2 separate regions of the Homo sapiens genome follow, and region 2 is linked to region 1. Evidence: read pairs that join two places in POLR2A ChIA-PET (ENCODE). Cell type or tissue: CD4-positive, alpha-beta T cell. All regions are shown on one strand. Each heading gives the region's core, and the rest is flanking DNA. Links, peaks and the distances in the headings are about the cores only.

The links. ChIA-PET counts read pairs that join two places held together with the same protein. Peaks named below come from ENCODE experiments on the same cell type or tissue, not always from the same donor. Only the 100,000 strongest peaks of a DNase experiment are listed, where the experiment ranks them.
Region 2: POLR2A ChIA-PET joins it to region 1 with 8 read pairs; 3 of 35 experiments call an interaction of 5 or more read pairs at or near these places.

The regions. Positions count from the first base shown.
Region 1 is chr4:102,626,470-102,634,800 of GRCh38, reverse strand. MANBA (mannosidase beta) reads left to right here. Exons shown (of 17, transcript NM_005908.4): 16 at 1-13; 17 at 2,520-4,031. The coding sequence ends at 2,744. Among named protein-coding and RNA genes, the nearest start is that of NFKB1-AS1, 130 kb to the right of the region's middle. In CD4-positive, alpha-beta T cell, for the core only: no CTCF peak of the experiment used is centred there; a DNase peak (open chromatin) is centred at 3,880; H3K27ac peaks cover 1,399 bases.
Region 2 is chr4:103,029,128-103,037,458 of GRCh38, reverse strand. It overlaps SLC9B2 (solute carrier family 9 member B2), which reads left to right. Exons shown (of 12, transcript NM_178833.7): 10 at 5,651-5,759. Among named protein-coding and RNA genes, the nearest start is that of SLC9B1, 14 kb to the right of the region's middle. In CD4-positive, alpha-beta T cell, for the core only: no CTCF peak of the experiment used is centred there; no DNase peak of the experiment used is centred there.

The sequences.
Region 1 (8,331 bases), core at 1,654-6,653:
GGCGCAGATCACTGTAAGCACAGGTCATGGCGGAGGGCAGGGGACTGTGGCCTTGTGGGGTTCTCCTGCTCTTGGGCCAGCTCCTTGCATCCTGAGATTTGCATGTGTCCCCCTTGGTGCTGAGTTTACCTGAGGCCTGGGGGAAGATTGGCCTCTTCCCACTAAAAGCAAACACCAAATGATTTCTATTTCGAATCCAGGATTTGTCAGAGTTGCTGGTGACCACTACTCGTTTGTCCCATCACCCCTCCTTAGTGGGCAGGTGCAGTGATGGGAGAGGAAGCTCGAGTCATCACCACTGCCTGCATGCCCACTAGGTTCCAGGCTGTGTTCTAGGTGCTTCACCTCATAGTCTCTGACTTTCACCACAGCTCCAGGCATTATCATCTGCATTTTGTAAGTTTGGAAGCCAGTTTAGGAGGTTAAGTGATGAGCTCGAGGTCCTGTAGCTGGGAAGCATTGGAGCCCAGCTGACGCAGTCTAATTTTAAGTAGAGTCTATTAATATTCACTCTAGTCTCTTTGATTTATTGCTTCAAAGTAGCTCAATCACCAAATCTTTTTATAATTGCCAAGATATAAAAATGGGATGATCAGGATGTGTTGTTATAAAAATTGTGCAGCTGGAGAATTTGGAATTTGTCTAGTAGGTTGAAAACCTTTCCTTCCTTCTCCCCTACACATAGCAGTTGGAAATATATGTACACATATATGTTTTTAATTTTATTATCTTATCTTCTGGACACTCAGGAAATATCTTTCTAGAAAGTTACATTCTCTGTTTTTAGAAAATTTTAAATTTGTTTTACACTTTTACTTCATAGAAAGGGATTTTCTACATTTAATTTAGAAATAATCATATAAAAACACCTAATTCTTGTGTTTTATTTGAAAGAGCCTAACAACTGAAAACATACCTTCTTTCTATAGTCACATAATAAAATCCAAGTTATCTGTAACAACTAATAGAGAACAGAAGAAAATGACAGTCTTACATATATTTTTTTCCAAAAAAGAAAAAAAAAACCACTATGTACTGGATGAATTTTCAGTCTCTAAACTTATGATTTTGAAAACCAAATTTTTTTCTTTCCTGAGTTAGGCCTTCATTACCTTGAGGTGGGTAATTGGGGTGGGAGAAAAGCAGGGCTCTTTCTTTGTTCTATCTCATTTTGATTTCAGTGAGACTTGTCCTTCTTAAAGAGATAAAATGATAGTAATAATACTGTTAGTTAATGTTTAATTCGGGGCTAATATAGACTAGGTATTTGGCTTCTTTTCTCAAGGGAGATGCCAGAAACTTGTTCTCCCTGTCTCCCTGAAGCCAGGGTGCAAGCTTGAATCCCAGGCTCTGCAGTCAGACATACAGAGAGGAGATTTCCAATCCAACGAAGATAACCAGCATAAGCATGACACCAGCATCTCTTTCGGCCTTGGTCTTGGAGCAGCAGAAGCTGATGCTACCCTGGCAGCTTCCTGGGCAGGCTGGCATGAGCCGCATGAACCTTGTTCCTGTGGCTGCTTTAGGACCTTCACTGGAACAGCTGGGCGGTGCGATCTGGGAATTTGCCATCCAAATTCAAGCCTGAGTCTCTGATCCTGAAGAGCAACCTGATACGCTTTATTAAGCTTCTTTTCTGCTTCTATCAATATAGGTTTCCTTGTGTATAACTCAGAACCCTGAATGATAACATATTACACAAATATGTAAGGCTAAATTATATATAGTGAAAATGGCCCTTTGAAATTCTTTATGTCACACATAACATATAATGTAAGACTGAGATGTTGCATGACAAATGCACAGATTAAGAAACCAGGTTGCACTCAGCTCCGTGCTCACACAAAGAGAGGTTTGCAAACCCTCCCACTCTGGGGAGCAGCGCATCCTCACTCTGGGCATATGCTATTCGGCTACTTAAGAGGAATGGAGCCAACACGATTTAAATTGCACTGTCTCTTTTTGCTGCTATTTTGTGGAATTCACACATGTAAAAAAAATGCTAATAATGTGACTTTACTTAACTATGCAGTAAAAGAGATAAGCTCTAATGGTAGAGCTTTTGTAAATTTCTGGCAGTGGACTTTCTAGATTGCTGGATCTTTTCAGGAGACTTGAATGTAAGCTCCACAGTTGGGCTCTGTAGCTAGGTCCAGATATATCCTTAGAAAGTCATTAAAACCACCCAGGCTGTATGTAAAAATGTTGCTCTCTTGATGATACTCTGAGAAAAACTGTAAAAGATGTAAAGCTTTGAGCTTCTTGTGAAATATTCTCCTTAATGATTGGAGACGATGTATTTCCTTGATTTGTGATTATAATTTGGTAACGTTCCATAGCCTGTAGTCATTTTCCATGTATTGTTTTGTGTTTGAAACTGCACTTTAGCAGTTGTAGAACCAAAGTTGTGGGAAGTGGACTCCTTGTTAAGCCCACATAAATGTTTACAGGAACTGTATACAGACTATATAACTCTTCCCTCATCCTTCACTTCATTCATTTTTTTTTTTCTTTTTCAGGCCATCATCTCTCAGCAAGGTGACATATTTGTTTTTGACCTGGAGACCTCAGCTGTCGCTCCCTTTGTTTGGTTGGATGTAGGAAGCATCCCAGGGAGATTTAGTGACAATGGTTTCCTCATGACTGAGAAGACACGAACTATATTATTTTACCCTTGGGAGCCCACCAGCAAGAATGAGTTGGAGCAATCTTTTCATGTGACCTCCTTAACAGATATTTACTGAAGGAATCTAGGTTGTATTTTCAGTGGACAATGGGAATAAAGCATTTCTAAAGCACCGACTGGAGAGGAAGGCAACAGAGACAAGGAGAGAAGCCGAGAGACATGTCTGCGTGCTGCCACGCATTTGAGCGATTGCTCTGTGAAGAGTTGTACACTGAACACTTTCAGGGGAGGCTGTTTACCCAGGCAATGTCCTCAAACAAGCCTGTGCCGGGGTGTCCTGGAATCTGTGCCAGGACTGTGTTTTTAGCCCTTCACCTCTCAGCTTTAGCAGGACATGAACCAGTTATAACAAGATGGCCCTGCAGCTGGTTACAAGAATGTGACATGGCAGGATCTATGGAACCAAATGGAAGGTTTTGAGGTGATGTAGGTCTTTCACAGCTAGCTTTGGGGAATACGGAATACTCAAATAAAGTGCTTTGTTATTATTTCAGAGGGAATGGCGATTGAAATGTTACAACAGAGATTTCTTGGTGGTAGCTATTTGGGTAAAGGTATATGGGTATTTTTCTGTACATGTGAAATTATATAAAAATAAAAGTTATATAAATTACATTGACAACTTGATATTTCATCTGTGGCTTATTTAACCGTTCTATAAATATTCAATTTTGCCCAATACTGTGCTGGACCCTAATTTCCATTTAGTTCTCGTTATTATTCTGCTTGGTAAACTGGGAGAGTTTGAAGAATCTAAACTAAGACATGTGAAAGGTTTTCTCTGGAAACAGTCATGTAATTGGTTATAGAATGGACCAGCAAAGAGTGTTTGGCTTTAAAATTAAGATATTATTAGTGGTTTTGGTTTTAAAAATGAGAAGCATTATGTTCAGTGACTCTAAAAGTAACTACAGACAATCCAGTCTTCTTCAGTATCTAAGAGTATCCTCATTTTATATGTACACACACACACACACACACACACACACACACACACACACACACACAAAGCCTTATCAAGGGGATAAGGGGACTTAGGGCTGGGACTCCGTAGAGTCTTACTTGGTAAATATTATGTCATGTTCTTATGACTATTGTAAATCCTGTTTTAGCAAAGCATTGCTGCGAGGCAGGGAGGACTGCTCTTCTTGACACCTGTGCATGTTCTGCCAGGGGCCCTGAGAAGGGGCTTTCAAGCTGATGAGCCAGAGTTTACTTTGTAGTTTGCCCTTACTAGTTCTGTAACCTTAATCAAGTTACTTAACTTCCTGTGCTCAGTTTTCTTGTGGCTAAATGGGAGTGGTAACACCCACCTTGTAAGTTTGTTTTGAAGAATAAATAAAATAATTTAGCTCAAGGGCTGGGCCCCAGATTGGCACATAGTGACGCTCTGTAATGGAAGCATCATCCTGGGCCTGAGCTCGGTGTCCTGGAGAGGGTGAGGCTTCCAGCCGCAGTCTCTAGATTCAAATCCAGGTACTGAAGCTTCTGACTGTGTGTCCTTGGGCAACAATTCAACCTTTTGAACTGTGGTTTCCACCTCTGTAAAATGGAGCTAATGATCCCTCACCTTCAAAGGTAGGTGTGAGGACTTAACAAATAGGGTCTGGAACAAATTAAAATGCTAAGTAAATGGTGATTGTACTTTTAACATCACATTCATTATCATCCAGTTAGTACAGAAAGCAATAGTAAAAATGAAGTGAAGAGAGGCAAATGGTAAGTAAGTTCTTCAGCAAATTCTTTCTGAAAATAATACCAGAAAAGAATAATTTGTAAGGGAAGAATAAATTAAAGGACATAAATATATGCTGACAACAACTTCTAAAAGAAAAGAAATGTGCCGTATACATATTATTCCTATTAAGGAATAATAGTAGCCAAAACATTCTTCCGCAGTTCTTGTGTGGCAGCACAGTTAGTCATTTTTACTGTTTTCATAGATTTATCTTGCCATGCAGGAATACAGTCTGATGCACTTACTCTTGACTTTGAGTTTCTGATAGGGTTTTTCTGTTAGTGGTTGTATTTGTCCATTCTTGCATTGCTGTACCTGAGACTGGGTAATTTATAAGGAAAAGCGGTTTAATTGGCTCACAGTTCTGCAGGTTGTACAGGAAGCATCGCACCGGGCATCTGCTTGGCTTCTGATGAAGCCTTAGAAAGTTTACAGTCAGGGCAGAAGGCGAAGCAGCGACAAGCATGTCATATGGCGAAAGCAGGAGCAAGCGAGAGAGAGTGGGTGGGAGGTGCCGCACACTTTTAAACCACCAGATCGCCTGTGAACTCAGAGCAAGAGCTCATTTATCACCAAGGGGATCCGTGCCTATGATCCGGACACCTTCCACCAGGCCCCGCTTTCAACATTGGAGATTACGTTTCAACATGACATTTGGATGGGGACATATATCTAAACCATATCCTTAGTTGTGTGAACAATAGGATAAAAAGACCAGAACCAGGTCTTACTGTCATATGCTCTTGCAAAGCACATTCCAGAGAGAGTGGGATGAAGAGAGGTCAGTTCCCAGGATTATATCTTCCCATTTCAGAACAGAGAGAACAATAAAAATCATAATTTTCTCATTCACATTCACGATAACTCTTCTTATTCTCTTTTTTTCCTTACTTCACTTTTCATTGTGAGACATTTTCACACCATGAGAAGTCACTTGGAAAATAAATAGAAAGATTTTGTTCTCTGTTGGAATGAAGGTGAACTGGAGTGCAGGAGAAATAAAGATATGTTTCCCTAACATTCCTAAAGTGACAAAGACCTGAGATAGAAAGAATATTCTCTTGGGCTACCTCTGGCTCTCAGATATGAAACTTATTCCCCAGCTTGGTAAGATTTAGGGAGAAAAGCAGGTAGGCATTGTCTGTGTGGGAAATTCAAAGCATTTGAAAACATCCCCAGAGTCTGCCTTGACTGAATGCAATCTTATTAATTCAATAAGCACATGCAATTAAAAGGGTTATGCAGAAAAGACAGTAATATTTTCAAGTGAATGGGAGAATTCTTGTTTTCTAATTGATTTATCAGAGGCATGAACCAGAGTAGCATACAAAACCTTAAAATCACTGGCAAAACCGGTGTTGTCTTAAGACATGTTTATATTCTGCCCCTAGACACTGTTTAACTTAAGGATTTATTCATTCATTTATCAAGCATGTACTGCAGACCACTCTGGGCAGGTATTGTCCTTGTCACTGGGGGTATGGCAATGAAAAAGGCAGACAAGTCCTAGTTCTCATGGATCATTAAACCAGCGAACGAGGCAATTCCAGCTGGCGATAAGTCCTTAAGGTTAATGTGATGGCGACAGGGGAGCAATGTTAGATAAGGCACCATCTTGTTCAATACTTCAGGGAAGCTTTTTGGAAAGTATATGGTAAAAAATAAGTGAAAAAATTTCAGTTGAGAAATGAGTCTTTAAAGACCTTCATTGTAATTAATACATAAGGAAAGAAAAGCACAAAATCAGCTGGTTATGTAGTTGGGGCTCTGAGCCTGTGATCTACAAGCTGGGGGTGAACTAACCTGCCAAGACATCTTTAAGTCCTTGTGTGGGGCCAAACAGTGAATGAACTTAGCAAAGATAAGACCAATGCATCACTGTTTCGTGTTTTATAAATATCTCTCCTTATAAATATCTCTCCTTATTTCTGTAGACACGGGTTACTGAATCCTGCCATGAAAGAAAAGTTTGCTTAACCCCTTAGGTTGGTCTCTGTCTTTAAACAAGATTTATTGAGCTCCCCTGTGTGCCACATCATGCTATGCAGTGATCAAGTACACATGATTATAGTAACACCTAAGTTACCTACAACTCTCAGGAAATGAGACATTCTGGCTCACGAAAATTTCTGTTTGAGAACTAGCACTCATCCCTGCCTCATAATTTAGGTGGGAACAACCCCCTTGTTCTGATTCTGTTCCTGTTACTTTTTGTTGGTTTTGTAAAATTTATTGGACCACTGCCAGTAGTTGGAGCAGACAGTGTTGGCTGGCCACCTCACAGCCAGATCTTCCTCCTCTCTGCTAATAGAGGTGGCCATGTCCAGCCTCAGAGACTGAATCATAATTTGTTATTCTAATCCTAGTCTCCATTGCCAGTGATTGATGTAGGGTTAGGCCCATGACACATTTCAAGAATGAATCATAAGTTGATGTCTAATGTGGGGTTTCTGGGGGAAGGTTTCCCTGCCTGATAAGGGATAGACCTGAGGCAAAACCCTCTGCTGTTGGGTAAAATTGAGAAGCTATTTGAGGGCCTGACACTTGGAGCTGCTGCAGCCTTTTTTTGGTGATCTTAAAGAAACATATTTGACAGGGGGTGTCAGAGATGTTTAGCTGCTAAATTAACCCTGCAACCATCTAACTGTGGTCTTATTATAATGTGGTAAAAAATAAAGGCTTAATTGTTTAATCTTGTAGTCAGGTGTTCTGATTTTACAACCCAAAGCATCCTAATTGATACAGCAGTTAAAGGTGTGGGCGTTGAAATCGGACTTACTTGTGTTTCAGTCCCAGATCCACCAGTAGCAGGCTGTTCTTCATTGGATACAGGCTACTGAGTCTTTCTGTGCCTTAGTTTCTTTAAACATGGGAACAATAACAACAGTATCTGCTTCATAGGTTAATTGTGAGGTATAAAGGAGATAATGCACAGATTATTGATAGCACATGATAACTATCCACCAAATGTGAGCTATTACAATCATCATTGCCTCTGTGTGAAGCCATCAGAAGAAATCTAGGGAGGTGGGCAGAACTGAACGTGTGCAGGCATTGGGTGGTGGCTGTGAACAGCATCAGACAGGAGAGCTGGAGGTGTCGGGGGCAGCAGTGAGCCTGGGAGAGGAGCAGGTAGGACCTGGATCCCCCCGCACCCTGCCTTGTCATCCTGAAGATTTAGGTCATATTTGACCAGCAGGTCATGGTCTAGACTGTGTTTTAAAAAGTTGAATTACATGCTAACATTTAAAAAGGGAAAGATTCCATGTAAAATATCGATGTATCTATCGCTGATCTTGTAATGGTATTTTTTAAAGCCCTTATTTGTTTAGCCCACTTATAGTCAGGCATTCTCATTTTATCATTAAAAGCATCCTCGTGGATAAAGACATGGGTCTTTGAGGTCAAACATATCTGGGCCTTGGAGAGGGCAGTGTGGGCACCTGGGTGTCCTGTTGGGAGATGCGTCACCTACTTCCTTGTGCTGGGATGCTGCAGTGGCAGTGGTGCCTCTAGTGAGGAAGGCTGTTGGGGACATAATTTGCTGAAGTGGGCTGGGAGCGGTGACTCACGCCTGTAATCCCTGCACTTTGGGAGGCCGAGGCGGGTGGATCATCAGGTCAGGAGATCGAGACCATCCTGGCTAACAGGGTGAAACCTCGTCTCTACTAAAAATACAAAAAATTAGCCGTGCGTGGTGGCGGGCTCCTGTAGTCCCAGCTACTCGGGAGGCTGAGGCAGGAGAATGGCGTGAACCCGGGAGGCGGAGCTTGCAATGAGCCGAGATGGCGCCACTGCACTCCAGCCTGGGCGACAGAGCGAGACTCCATCTCAAAAAAAAAAAAAAAATTGCCAAAGTGGGTGAAGGAAGGGCCCCTGCTCTTTTACAATGAGCTCTCAAGCCAAA
Region 2 (8,331 bases), core at 2,006-7,005, 400 kb before region 1:
CTTTGTCAAACTGCTGAATATATTAATAGTAAGTCCTCATTTTAGCATTGTCAATAGGTTCTCAGAAGCTGCAACTTTAAGTGAAAAGACAAATAACAAAACCAATTTTACCATAGGCCAATTGGTATAAACAAGAGCTAAGTTCCTAACGCATATTTCTGGTCACAAAAACATCACCAAACTTCTGAATAAAAACCAAAACACTGTGAAGATTAAACATTGAAATAATTGTAATCTACACATACATTTCAGAAAGGTTAATAAAAACAAGTAAGATAATAAGCCCGAGCCTATCCCAGGCACCAACCCTACACAGGATGCCATCCCATCACAGGGTGCATTCACACACACCCACAGTCATTCAGATAGGGACCATGTAGACACATCAGTTCACCTAATGAGAACATCTTTGGGATTTGGGAGGAAACCAGATTACCCACATAAAATGCTTGCAGATATGGGGAGAACATGAAGAATTGATTTTTTTTTCATTGTTGGAAGGAAACAACATTGAAAGAAACGACATTATTTGAGGACCTGGTGTATATATTGCAGATCCTTAAATTGTGTAATTGTAAGCATTGAAATGTCATCCAAAAATATAGCTTCTTTTCAGTTATGAGAAAATCTGTTCTATGTAAATTCTTAGACAGTATAATAGGTACTGCTCAATTGCCCTCCAAAAAAGCATTATCAATTTGTTGTCCTGCCAAATGGTGAGTTTCCTTACAAAGTCATGAATACTTTTCATTATTAAAACCTTTTAGTATTTTTCCAATGTGGTGTTCCCCCTTGAAAAAAAAAAAAGGCATGTCAATTTAATTTGTGTTTCATAATTACTCCGTTTTAGTGTCTTAGATTTTGTGACTATTTGTATCTCTTCTTCTGTGAATTAGTTGTGCATATGTTTTGCCCATGTTTCTTTTTTTTTTCTTTTCAGCTTTTATTTTAGGTTCAAGGGGTACATGTGCAGGTTTGTTACATGGATAAATGATGTGTTGCAAGGGCTTGGAGTACAGACAATTTTGTCACCCAGGTAATCAGCATACTATTTTCAATCCTCCCCCTCCTGCCACCCTCCACTTTAAAATAGGCCGCAGTGTTTATCATGCCCTTCTTTGTGTCCCTGTGGACTCACTGTTTAGCTCCCACTTGTAAGTGATAACTGTGGTATTTGGTTTTCTGTTCCTGCATTAATTAGCTTAGGATTATGGCCTCCAGCTCCATCGATGTCACTGCAAAGGACATGATTTCATTATTTTTTATGACTGCATGGTATTCCATGGTATATATGTACATGGTATATATGAGTCCTTGCCACATTGCTTGTTCTTGTTGGCTTTGTGACATATCAGATGATTGTAGGGGTGCAGCTTTATTTCTGTGTTCTCTAGCCTGTTGTTTTGGTTCATGTGTCTGTCTTAGTACCAGTACCATTGCTGTTTTAGTTACTGTAGCCTTGTAGTATAGTTTGAATTCAAGTAGTGAGATGCCTCCAGCTTTTTTCATTTTTCATATCTGCATAGTATTCTATGGTGTATATGTACCACATTTTCTTTATCTAGTCTACCGTTGATGGGCATGTAGGTTGATTCCGTGTCTTTGCTATTGTGAATAACACTTTAATGAACGTACACGTTCATGTGTCTTAATGGTAGGGTGATTTCTATTCCTTTGGGTATATAACCAGTAATGGAATGGCTGTGTCAAATGGTAGTTCTATTTATTTGAGAAATCTCCAGACTGCTTTCCACAGTGGCTGAACTAACTTACATTCCCACCAGCAGTGTATCAGCATTCCCTTTTCTCCACAACCTCACCATCATCTGTTATTTTTTGACTTAATAATAGCCATTCTGTTGGTGGAAGTGTAAATTAATTCAACCATTGTGGAAGACAGTGTGGTGATTACTCAAACACCTAAAGACAGAAATGCATTTGACTCAGCAATCCTATTACTGGGTATATACCCAAAGGAATATAAATCATTCTGTTATAAAGACACATTCATGAGTATGTTCATTGCAACACTATTCACAATAGTAAAGACATGAAATCAACATAAATGCCCATTAATGATACATTGAATAAAGAAAATGTGGTGTATATATACCCCATCGAATACTATGCAGCCATAAAAAAGAAGATCATGTCCTTTTCAGGGACATAGATGGAGTGGGTGGCCATTATCCTTAGCAAACTAACACAGAAACAGAAAACCAAATACCACGTTTTCACTTATAAGTGGGAGCTAAATGATGAGAACACATGGACACATAGAGGAGAACAACACACACTGGGGCCTATTGTAGGGTGGAGGGTGGGAGGAGGGAGAGGACCAGGAAAAATATAACTAATGGGTACTGGGCTTAATACCAGAGTGATGAAATAATCTGTACAACAAACTGCCATAACACAAGTTTACCTATGTAACAAACCTGCACATGTGCCCCTGAATTTAAAATAAATTTTTTCAAAAAATTAAAAAGTATCAAAAGATGTACAATTATGTTTCATTTGACATTTGGTCACGCAGTTTACTTCCACAAGCTCAAATATTCAAAAAATTAAAAAGTATCAAAAGATGTACAATTATGTTTCCTTTGACATTTGGTCACCCAGTTTACTTCCACAAGCTCAAATATTGTGGTTAATTTTAAATATTAAAAAAAATAATAATAGCCATCCTGACTGATGTGAGATGGTGTCTCATTTTGGTTTTGATTTGCATTTCCCCATTGATTAGTGATGTTGAACATTTTTATATGCTTGTTGGCTACATGTATGTGTCCTTTTGAGAAGTGTCCGTTCATGTGCTTTGCCCATTTTTTAATGGAGTTGTTTGTTTCTTGCTTGTTGATTTGTTTGAGTTTCTTAAAGATTCTGGACATTAGACCTTTGTCAGATGCATGGTTTGCAGATATTTTCTCCTGTTCTAAAGGTTGTCTGTTTACTCCATTGATAGTATCTTCTGCTGTGCAGAGCTCTTTAGTTTAAGAAGGTCCCATTTGTCAATTTTTTGTTTTGTCACAATTGCTTTTGGAGTCTTCATCTTGAAGTCTTTGCCTGGGCCAATGTCCAGATTGGTATTTCCTAGATCTTCTAGGGGCTTTGTAGTTTTCGGTTTTACATTTAAGTCTTTCATTCATCTTAAATTTATTTTTGTATACGTTGTAAGGAAGGGGTCCAGCGTCAATCTTCTGCATATGGTTAGCCAGTTATCCCAGCACAGTTTATTGAATAGGGGGTCCTTTACCAGTTGCTTGTTTTTGTCAGCTTTATCGAAGATCACATGGTTGTAGGTGTGCAGTTTTGTTTCTGGATTATCTAACCTGTTCTATTTGTCTATGTGTCTGTTTTTGTACTAGTACCATCTGTTTTAGTTACTGTAGCCTTGTGGTATAGTTTGAAGTCGGGTAGTGTGATATCCCTGGATTTGCTCCTTTTGCTTAGGATTGCTTTTGGCTATTCGGGCTCTTTTTTGGCTCCAAATGAATTTTATAATGTTTTTTCTAATTCTGTGAAAAATGTCATTGGTAGTTTGATAGGAATATCATTGAATCTATAAATAGCCTTGGACAATATGGCCATTTTAACAATATTGATTCTTCCTATCCATGAGCATGGTATGTTTTTCCATTTGGGTCATCTCTGATTTCTTTCAGCAGTGTTTTGTAATTCTCATTGTAGAGATTTTTTACCTCCCTGGTTAGCTGTATTCCTAGATATTTTGTTCTTCTTTTGGCGATTGTGAATGAGATCACGTTCTTGATTTGGCTCTCAGCTTGTACGTTATTTGTGTATAGAAATAATGATTTTTGTGCATTGATTTTTTATCCTAAAACTTTGCTGAAGTTGTTTATAAGATCTAGAAGCCTCTGAGCAGAGACTATGAAGTTTTCTAGGTATAGTATCTCTGTACTATTCTTGGTATAGTATTTCCAGGTATAGTATAATCTGCGAAGAGAAATAGTTTGACTTCCTCTCTTCCTAATTGGATGCCTTTTCTTTCTTTCTCTTGCCTGATTGCTCTTGCTAGGACTTCCAGTACTCCGGTTAAATAGGAGTGGTGAAAGTGGGCATCCTTGTCTTATTCTGGTTCTCAAAAGGAATGCTTCCAGCTTTTGCCTATTCAGTATGATGATGCTGTCTCTGGGTTCATTGCCCATTTTTCTGTTAGGATCTATGTCTTTTTTTTATTGATTGGCCAATGTTTCTTATTCTGTTACACATGGTACAGATATTTTCTTCTAGTTTGTCACTTTTTTGGTTTATGGCTTCTTTTGCCACAAAACATTTTGATGTTACTCTAGTCAATTGTGTCACTGTTTTCCTAGAGTCTTTTGCATTATGTGTTACAAAGTTAGTTCTTGTATCAATTAGGGTCCTATGAGGAAAGAGAAATCAAATAGTAACTGGAATAGGAAAAGTTGATTATTAACCACACCAGGGATTCCAGTAACAAGGTATTGGCTAGTAAGATGTGAAGACATCCTTAAAGAATATGAGAATAGCACCTATGGCTATAATAGATCATCCCCTTAAGCCTGTACCCTCCACATTCCTGCCTGCAGGGCTGAGATCCAGACTCTGTTAGAGCCTAGAGAAGTCGCTGTGGTGCTGTGCTTGCAGAATTTGCTGAAAATCTACCCTCCCAATTTGCAGGAGATCCATCCCCTTGGGTGCATGGGGAAGTATCTTGCTCAAGAGAATCTGCTACGAAACTGCCCCAGGGGTATGCTAGGGAATGTAATGGCCACTAGGTGCTGCTGGTTGCATGAATTGTAGGACCCTGATACTGGAGAAGCCACCTGGGATGCAGGAACCTAGAGCTAAGGCCACCAGTGCATGCTATAAGATCTTGCTAGGAAGAGCCACAGAAACCAGGAAGAAAAGCACCTTCAGCTTGCAATATCTCTTTAGCACACTCTACTGACAAAGTTTAACATGGTGCTACCTGGCAAAGGAAAAATATTTTAAAGGCCCAGCTCCATTTTCTGTGGAGCAACAGTGAAAGAGGAGCTGGAGATAATGGGCAATAAAGTGATAATTGGCACTGATAATCACTTTAGTAAACCTGGATTTTATTTTTGTGCGTGATTTGAGATAACCTTAAACAGTATTTTTTGTACAGATAAAATTGGAAACAATTTAAAGATCTGTCAATAAAGAAATGATTGAATAAACTATGGTACTTCTATACTGTAGATCACTATGCAGCAGTAATAGGGGCATATCTAGATATATGTACCAATATTGCAAGCTCTCTAAATCATATTGTTGAAGGAAAGTCGACATAAAATTTTAAACTACAAAACACTACTATATATTACAATATGTATACACACATGCACATACACACGATGTATTCAGAAGTAGGAGTCCTCATAAGATTACTTTATAAGAATCTTTTTATTAATATCCATGTGCAAACTAATATTTAGTATGCTAAAACACCTCATGTATCTTAACTGTGATAGAAAGATCTTCATGCAGTTTTTTTGCTCTGTTCTAGCTAACCTTTTAGTTATAGATGGCACAGAAATAAAGCTTATCTCAGGCCAAATAATTCAAACCTCAAATTAATAAAATTCTTTGCATTTGTAACTTCACATAATAAAAATCTGTGTGTGTTTTATTGTTATTTTAGGCAGAGGTTGAAAAGATAATTGCAGTTGCCTGGGACATTTTTCAGCCCCTTCTTTTTGGACTAATTGGAGCAGAGGTATCTATTGCATCTCTCAGACCAGAAACTGTAGGTAAGAATTTCAAAATGTGCTTTTGTTAAAATTCACTTTTTTTGGTCAGCCTACTCACCAATAAAGTCTACTTTTTATATTCATTGAAATATCTCCAGCAGGTATGTGTACAGTGGTTACTATTGTCACAATTATATAAAAAGTTAATTATGATGTAAGTTTTTTAGAGTAGTTGGTTAGAAAATAATGCTTGTTCATCTAAGATGGTATATTTTACACATTTAATATTGTTCCTTGTATATGAAAGTGACACTGCTGACCACTACCCAGAAAATTCAGGCCTTAACAATTCTTTTTCCAAGGGTAAGAATATTCATCTAGCCTTGTCCTGAACAAGAGCGAGAATTTTAAAGACAACTAGTTAGTTCTATAGTTTGTACCCATGGGATAGAAATGCCTTGTTGTTCATTAATTATTTTATTTATTCCTACATTCAAAAGCCATCATATTAAAACTCTGTTGATTCAAAACACTGCACTTAAAAATTAATTTGTATATATGTACTCATTATTTCCTTCTTTCCTTCCATCACAGTATTCTTCCATCCATACTAGGAATCCCATCTCCCGCTACTCCTTCTGAATCTTGCATATGGATTCTTTCCTTTTCTCATACATCTTAAATATCCATGTCGCAATTTTCTTCTCTTCAGAATTTAGTCTCCAATCTCTCTTATCTTAAAAAAAAATGCTTCTCTTCTGACACATGCTGCAACATGGATGAACCTTGAGAACATTATGCTAAGCGAAATAAGCCAGTCAGAAAAAGACTAACCCTGTATGATTCCACTTACATGAGGTATCCAGAGTAGTCAGACTCATAAATGGTACTTGCCAGGGGCTGGGAGTAAAGGGAAATTGTTGTTTAATGGGTATAGAGTTTAAATTCTGTGAGATGAAAAAATTCTGGAGATTGGTTGCATAATAGTGTGAATATACTTAATGATACTAACTATACACATAAAAATGGTTAAGATGGTAAATGTTATGTGTATTTTACTACAATTAAAATAATGTATATTAAAATAATATGTTAAAATTATATATATATAAAATTCCTCTATTTCACTTCCCCCCGTCTCTACCATGCTACCTCTCTTGTCTTCTTTTCGGACTTTTCAAAAGAGGTCACTACATTCCCCTTTCCACTTCAGTTCCCATTTCCTCCTTCTATACATTTTAGCCCAGCTTCTGCCTATCACACAACCTGCCAACCTCTCACACAACCTGCCAGCCTCTCACCAAGGTAATATTGCTAAATCCAGTCTTTGCTTTACTTGATCTGTCAGCAGCATTTGCTGCTTTTGACCCTCTAACACTCCTTTATATTAAGTTCTTAAACTTCCTATTTCCCAGTGCTGTTTGAGCCTTTCCTTACACCATATGTAGCTTAAATGCTGCCCTTTATCAAATTGCTTTCTAACTTTGTGCCTCTGGCTCTATATAACTTCTCTAACCTTATCTATACTAGTGACATCAACTATAAACTGTATAATTCCAAACTATTTATCTCTAAATCAATATATCCAATTGTTGATTGGACAGCACCACTTGTATGTCCTGTTAACGTTCAAACTCAACTAAAACTTCCTTCTCATCCTCTTCTCAAACTTTCAATGTTTCCTTCTGGGAATGATATCAACTCTTTATCTTGTACTTCAGGCTACAGATATTTTTGAATACTTTCCAACCTTGAAGAAATACCTTTCAACAAAGAACCACAAAACTTTCCCATAAAAAAGCCATATGGCAGATTTACAATAGATCCTCCCGCTATGTCTGTCTGATGTTTTACCCGCCCTTTGAATTTGAGAAAACTACTTATCCTTTCTGAGCTTCTGGTTTTTTCAACTATAAAATAATACTTACTCCACGGGTTGTAAGGACTAAGTAAAATAATACATTTAAAGCTTAGTACAGCATTTGGCACAGAGTAAACACTCAACAAATGTTACTTTTTAAAAAATCACCCTAATACTCAGGAGTCACCTTAGCTGTATCATTCTTAGGTCCAGTAGCATGTAGCAGCACTACTCACAATCCCTTGTTTGGCAAATGATGATGAACTTGTCTTTATCAGCAAAGAATTCTACAGGACTAAATGGAGTAGCTGTGTATGTTAACCAGGGATAATTGGGACCAGTACGACCAGTACACATCAGTATGGTGAAACAGTGGTAGACTGCCAGTGTCTATTCTGATTGGTCAGTGCCCAGCCAGCTCTGATTGGCTAATTCCCTCCATACTGGCTCATAAATATTTTAGCTATCACTTCTGGTCTTATACCCTGTAAAGAATTATTGACTTTTTGGGTTAAAATATTGTTTTTCCCTCTTTTATGCCCTTAGTTTGTTTATACCTCACTTACTGTATAGTCTATGAATTGGTTGTTTATGTGTCTTTCTCTGACTTTGAGGCAAAGTCTATACATTGTACATTTATGTGTACACAGTACTTAGTTTAAAGCTTATTACTTATCATTTAATCATATCATTTAATAAATTCTTCTTACACACATGAACAAGCATGGTTCTTGCTATAAAGCATAAGACATATATAACATTCAAATCTCT